Regions from separate parts of the Mus musculus genome. Here region 1 is linked to region 2. The links are chromatin contacts, found by Hi-C or POLR2A ChIA-PET in ENCODE. All regions are on one chromosome and are shown on one strand. The core of a region is the stretch at or near the end of the contact, and the rest is flanking DNA. Distances in the headings are between cores, read along the strand shown.

Evidence for each region. A loop is a pair of places that touch in the nucleus more often than their neighbours do. ChIA-PET counts read pairs that join two places held with the same protein, here RNA polymerase II (POLR2A).
Region 1: a map of heart shows a loop between it and region 2 (2.2-fold over the local background). The contact joins the promoter of Myo1b here to the enhancer-like site in region 2. A Hi-C loop is called at or near these places in 6 of 37 maps with a recorded cell type or tissue (gastrocnemius and heart). POLR2A ChIA-PET finds 5 or more read pairs at or near these places in 1 of 5 experiments (embryonic stem cell).

The regions. Positions count from the first base shown.
Region 1 is chr1:51,914,545-51,917,244 of GRCm38, forward strand. Myo1b (myosin IB) reads right to left here and starts at 1,434. Exons shown (of 31, transcript NM_001161817.2): 1 at 1,217-1,434. It overlaps Gm33795 (a long non-coding RNA gene), which reads left to right and starts at 1,618. Exons shown (of 3, transcript XR_001778914.2): 1 at 1,618-1,960; 2 at 2,197-2,379; 3 at 2,454-2,700.
Region 2 is chr1:51,874,200-51,877,039 of GRCm38, forward strand. All of the region lies in intron 2 of Myo1b (myosin IB), which reads right to left. Among named protein-coding and RNA genes, the nearest start is that of Myo1b, 40 kb to the right of the region's middle. Within about 2 kb of position 1,506, at least 1 of the 3 ENCODE cell types and tissues checked has a DNase peak (open chromatin) inside an H3K27ac peak, as active enhancers do.

The sequences.
Region 1 (2,700 bases), core at 184-2,683, 40 kb after region 2:
TGTCTCAAAAAGTTTTTTGGTTTTTGGTTTGGTTTTGGTTGTTTGTTTGTTTGTTTGTTTGTTTTCTTCTTAGACAGGGTTTCTCTGTATAGCCCTGGCTGTCCTGGAACTCACTTTGTAGACCAGGCTGGCCTTGAGCTCAGAAATCCGCCTGCCTCTGCCTCCCAAGTGCTGGGATTAAAGGCGTGCACCACCACGCCCGCTTTGGGGTTTAGTTTGTTAGCCTATCCGAGCCACAATAAAATCCACAGATACACATGCACACATATATCCTGATTCATTGTGAAAAATATTTCAAAACAAAACAAACAAAACAAAAGAAGCCCTCTTCGTCCGTTATAAATAACAAGATCTGCCTTCAGCAAACTCCCATAGCCAGAGCCTAGAACTTCAAGAAAGAACAGAACTTGCTGCACCAATTAGTGCTAGGCCGTAGTATGAACAAAGCACCGCAAATAAACTCCACAGGCCTTTAGACAGAAGGTTGTGTTTGTAATTAACTCCAACGCACTCTCATTACCCCCTCCCCAGAGCTCCACCCAGCCCAGCGCCCTGCAGGGCTCCCGTTCCCAGTCTGGTTTCCATTCGAGCCCCGCCCCCTTCCCCTTGCCTCTCTGGGACTGTGAATCAATCCCATCCCGGGCAGGAAACGGGACCCGGGGCAGCCCCCTCCGCTGTGGCGGAACAAAGGAGCGGAGCGCAGCTGCACTCGCAGGGCGATCCATCGGGTCCGGTCGCCCCTCCGGGTGCGCCGCGGCCGGGGCACACCGCACCTGAACCCCACTCCCCAGGACGCCCCATTGTTCCACCTCCGCCTCCACCTCCGCTTCTCCTTCCCACAGGAAGCCATAAGCTTGTCCTTCCATAGAACCTGGGGCCGGGAAACTCCAGTGGGCCAGAGGGATGGAGGGGGATGCGAGTGGGCCCGCGGGAAGCAGGGTTCCCCAGTGCCCGTAGGTAGGAAGCCAATAACACAAAGTGAGAGAACAACTTAGTTTGTAAGCCCCTTCCCTCTCCTGCCGCCCCCGAAGCCACACGGGGCCGCGATCACCCTCGACGACCTCGAGCGCGCGTGGGTTCACGGTGGAGTGCCTCCGCGCCCCACAGGAGCGCCCCGGGAGCTGATGACCCGGGATTGCAGGCTGCGGCTGAGCCTGGGGCCGCGCGCACAAAGGCACGGGCGGGAAGGGAGCCGGCACGGGGGAGTGCAGCGTACCTCGCCCGGCAACCGCTCGGCCACTCCGTCTCCGCGTGCTGCTCGCTGGCCGCCGCCTGGGGAACGCGGGTCAGATCCGATGCGGGGCTTGTGCCACAGTTGCTGCCGGGGATCCCGCGCCGCTCAGCCGACCGTGCGTTCAGTGCACCCACACCGCGTCCGCCGGCTGGGCTCCGAGTGCGCTGGCTAGAGGCGCGGCGGCGGCGCGGCCACTCCCCTCTCCCGGCGGGGGCGGCGACCTCACCGCCCGGACGCGCCCCTCGCTCCCTGGCCGCGGTTCACCCAGGCGCGCAGGCCGCACAGCGCCCCCCGGTGAGCACCCGGCGGGCGGGGACACCCAGGAAAGCGCACTGGCCCTTCACCTTGGCCACTGCATGATCCGCGAACTGCAGACCAGAGATGCAGAGCCGAACAGCTGCAAGAGCCTGGGCGCGAACCTCAGCAGAGAGAATATTCTTCTCCACATTGCCTACCCTCCTAGGTCCAAGTTTGGGTGCCCAAAAATATCACAAAATGACAATTTAATGGAAGAGAAAATGGCCTGCCATGTGAGGCTTTTATTGTCTCTGTCACTGACATACATATTGAATATACCATTAGGTACTGAGCAATGACTGGCAATCACTTGGCCATGGTAGAGGGTCTGAAGACTCAGGACTCCCAGCTTCTCACTCCAGGTGTCTTCACCACGCTGGGATTCGGGACAAGCCACATGACCCTGGGTCTGGCTTGTTCCTGGAAGAGGTAAGGGTGTTCATCAAACTTACTCATGGGGTGAGGTGAGGATTACATGGCTGGGGTGTTAAAAGCGCGGCAGACACAGTAATTATTACTCATGAATCTGACGACTTTATCCTATAATGAAATAAATTGCCATAAATGGGGCCAGGTTTAAGTGCACTGACCTATATCTGGATACTGTCACTGAAAGGAGGCGAACCAAAGATTTCCAACCTTATATAGTCACTCTGTCCCTCCAGCACAGGCCCCAGGACTTCTCAGAGGCTACCAAGACCCTCCTCTACAAACTGACCTGCTGGGAATTCTAGCATCATTGACGGAACCAGCATCAGTTAGGTCTTCAGTCGGCATGGTAATGGTTTAAGCTAACATATTTTGAGTAGTGGATACAATTTTATTTAATCTTCACAAAAACCTGTGAGGTAAGTTACTTTTCAATTTTTGTTTTTGAGGCCAGGACAAACAAAGTCTGAGAGCTTTTTTTTCTTCCTTCCAGCTTATATACAACTATGGAGAACCTCCACAAATTCTTTGGTACACCTCTCATTGAGGAGTGCCATTTGATTGCCCTCCTCTTGAATACAGGCTGGACTGAATTCTAACAAATGGGATACAGTTGGTGGTATGACCAACCCAGCTCTCTCTCTCTCTCTCTCTCTCTCTCTCTCTCTCTCTCTCTTTCTCTCTCTCTCTCTCTCTCTCTCTCTCACTGTGAGGGAGCACACAGAAGCCAGGTATAGCCA
Region 2 (2,840 bases), core at 256-2,755:
CAACCTGAGGGTTGCTCTACAACAAAACTACCCAACCAGTAACTAAGACCTGAGTTCTTAGAAGGGGTGGTGTGGATGGAGATGGATAAAGATGGACAAGGGAGAGAGGAAAGGAGGGGGGGAGGGGGAGGAATCAGTCTCTAGAGTTTCCAGGCAGGCATTGCAAGAGCAGTTCTGAAGTCACAAGTCACTGAGAGGCAAAGGGTCAGATGACGAACATGCTTAGATGTGAACCCACACCATCAGCAGGCATCTGAGCTCTCCACTCAGGGCTCTCCATCATACTCCCTTGGTTGTGCTTTAATCTATTTGGAGTGTTGTATAAAGCTGGCTCCACATTTTCCTGTAAATCTTCAGTCTTGTGTAAATCGAGGCACATTTTTAGCTTCTCCCTACCCCAGTTTCCTCCTGTATACAGAGGGACTACTACTAATTCCCCCTTGAAAATCTGAGGATTAAATGAAACTACATATCAAAGCACCAAGACCACAGCAAGTATTCTATAAACAGTACCTATTTATGGTGGTATAAACTCCACATGGCTCCACTGGAATCTACTGACCACTGTACAACAGCCAAGTCAGGACTCCAAGCCCTAAACCTCAGCAAAATTCACCCAGTAGTCCTATAATGCTAAAGTCATGAAGACTTTTTCAAAATGGTCTTTGTATACAGGAAATGGCTGCGTTACCAGGCGAGCATGGGAGATAAGTCTAGCGAAACTAATACTAAGATGACAGCAAAAAAAAAAAAAAAAAACAGTCCTTGGAATTCTCAGGAACAAGAACCACTCACTTCATCATGAGGGATCCTTTCTCCTCTGGGGTCTTGGACCCTGGGAATTTGATCACAGGACACAAACTATTATGCACCACATGCTATGAAATGGACATCTGTAAGACTTCCCCAATGGTCTTGAAGGGATACTTTGTTTTTAGTGGTTTTATTAGGAGGCACAGTGTGATCTACCAAATGTTTTGATTGTTCTTTATTTCATTCAAAACTGTGCAAAATGATGTAAGTCAAAATTATAAATGTGAGGTCAAGAACAGATTTCAGTACCTTTCTGGTACAACAAAAAATGTCATCCAATGTATGTATCTGACAGCTCTACTCTCAGAAACATATTTGTGATATATATATATGTGTGTGGTTTTTTATGCATGAGGTACTACACACACACACATACCACATCACTAATAATGCCCTCTTTTTACACATGAATTAACTGGAGAGAGACACAGGCTGAAAATGTACCCAAGGTCTCACAGCAGTGGTAGCCTCACACTGACTTCCTTGATGCTACGACAGCTGTGAACTGGTGCGCACACACCTGGTACACACACAGCCCCATCTGCACCTATCACAACGCTTCAGGAAAATCAGGACACAAGAGACTGGTTATGTGCCCAGTTCGCCGCCCGCCCATACTTTCTTCTTCTAAACTGTTCTATGCACTCACAGCAGCCAGTCAGCTTCACAGACTCCTCAAAGCCTGCTTCCTCACCGCCTTCATGATCCCTCAGAACCTCGCACACCACATCCTGCTTGTTGTTTTTAAGTTTCCAGTATTTCTCAGTTCACTATTTTATCCAGTGCCTTAAGTCACCAGCCTCAGATTAGATGTCTACAAATAAACTAAGAGGCCTGCAGACTGTGCCTGCAGATGACATCCAGGCCTGCTGGCCTAGCCTACCATCACATCATGATCTTTCATTCCTGGGCTGTCAGTCATTTCAGACTATAAATTAAAGAACTATATATGAGTCTCATGCCACATTTAAATACCAGCTAAAAATATCAGCTCGGGCTGCCTTTAATTTAGAGCAGGACAACACCCCACTGCCGTATCATCGCTGAGACAGATTCTGAAAGGGGGCGGGATCTTCCAAATATATACTGTTCTCCAGACCCAATAAAGCCCATCGCAAGGGTTTATGTGGCCCCGGTGGTTAGGTTCCCTTCTTGCCACGAGTCCTGAAAACAGTATTGTGTGGCTAACTGGAAACAGGAATACAGTGAAAATAAATCTGTACGATGAAGACAAAAGCAAGAGCAAGTAGGGAAGACAGAGGTTGGAAAGAAGAGAAAGAGGCTACTCGGCTGGGGTGTGTTCCCCAAATCTGCATGCTGGAAACTGGACCTCAAATGTGGTCAAGTTGGAGGAACCTTTAAGGGTGGGGCACCACCCTCAGAAGAGATTCATGTAGTTCCCACAGGATGCAAGTGGAGACGGTTACAAAAAGTACAACCTAGCCCCAGAGTCCCCTGTCTTCTGCCTCACCAAGTGGTCACTGGTATTTGCATACAGACCGTCCCTCTTCTGTTTCTCCACCATGTGTGATACAGTCTGAAGCTCTCACCAGGACAATGATGTCATGCTGTCAATGATGTTGCTGAACCATCAGCAACATTTGTCAAATACATCTTAATCACAAACAAACAAACAAACAAACAAAATACCTCTAAAACAAAACAACAAATAAAAACAACACAGTGTTCAGTTACAACAGAAGAAAATGGAAATACAATCCCACCACCTACAATATATCCCACTCCTACTATGTGTCAGTCATCCGTGCAGGAACCCAGTGAGATCATTATCAAAATACCCATTTCATAGATGAAAGAACTCAGTCTTGGGCAATGGTACAGATGGCTGTGCGTGACGAAGAATAAAAACTGCCATTAAAATTCATCTGCTCTGTAGATAAAGAAGGAGATTTGGGTCTAACTGACCTGGCCCCATGTGTGCTGAGCCAAATGCCTTCTTCTTCTAACCTTGTGTTCATAGAGCAGAAGGACTATGAGGAGCCGCCGGTCACTTGCAGGCCACATAA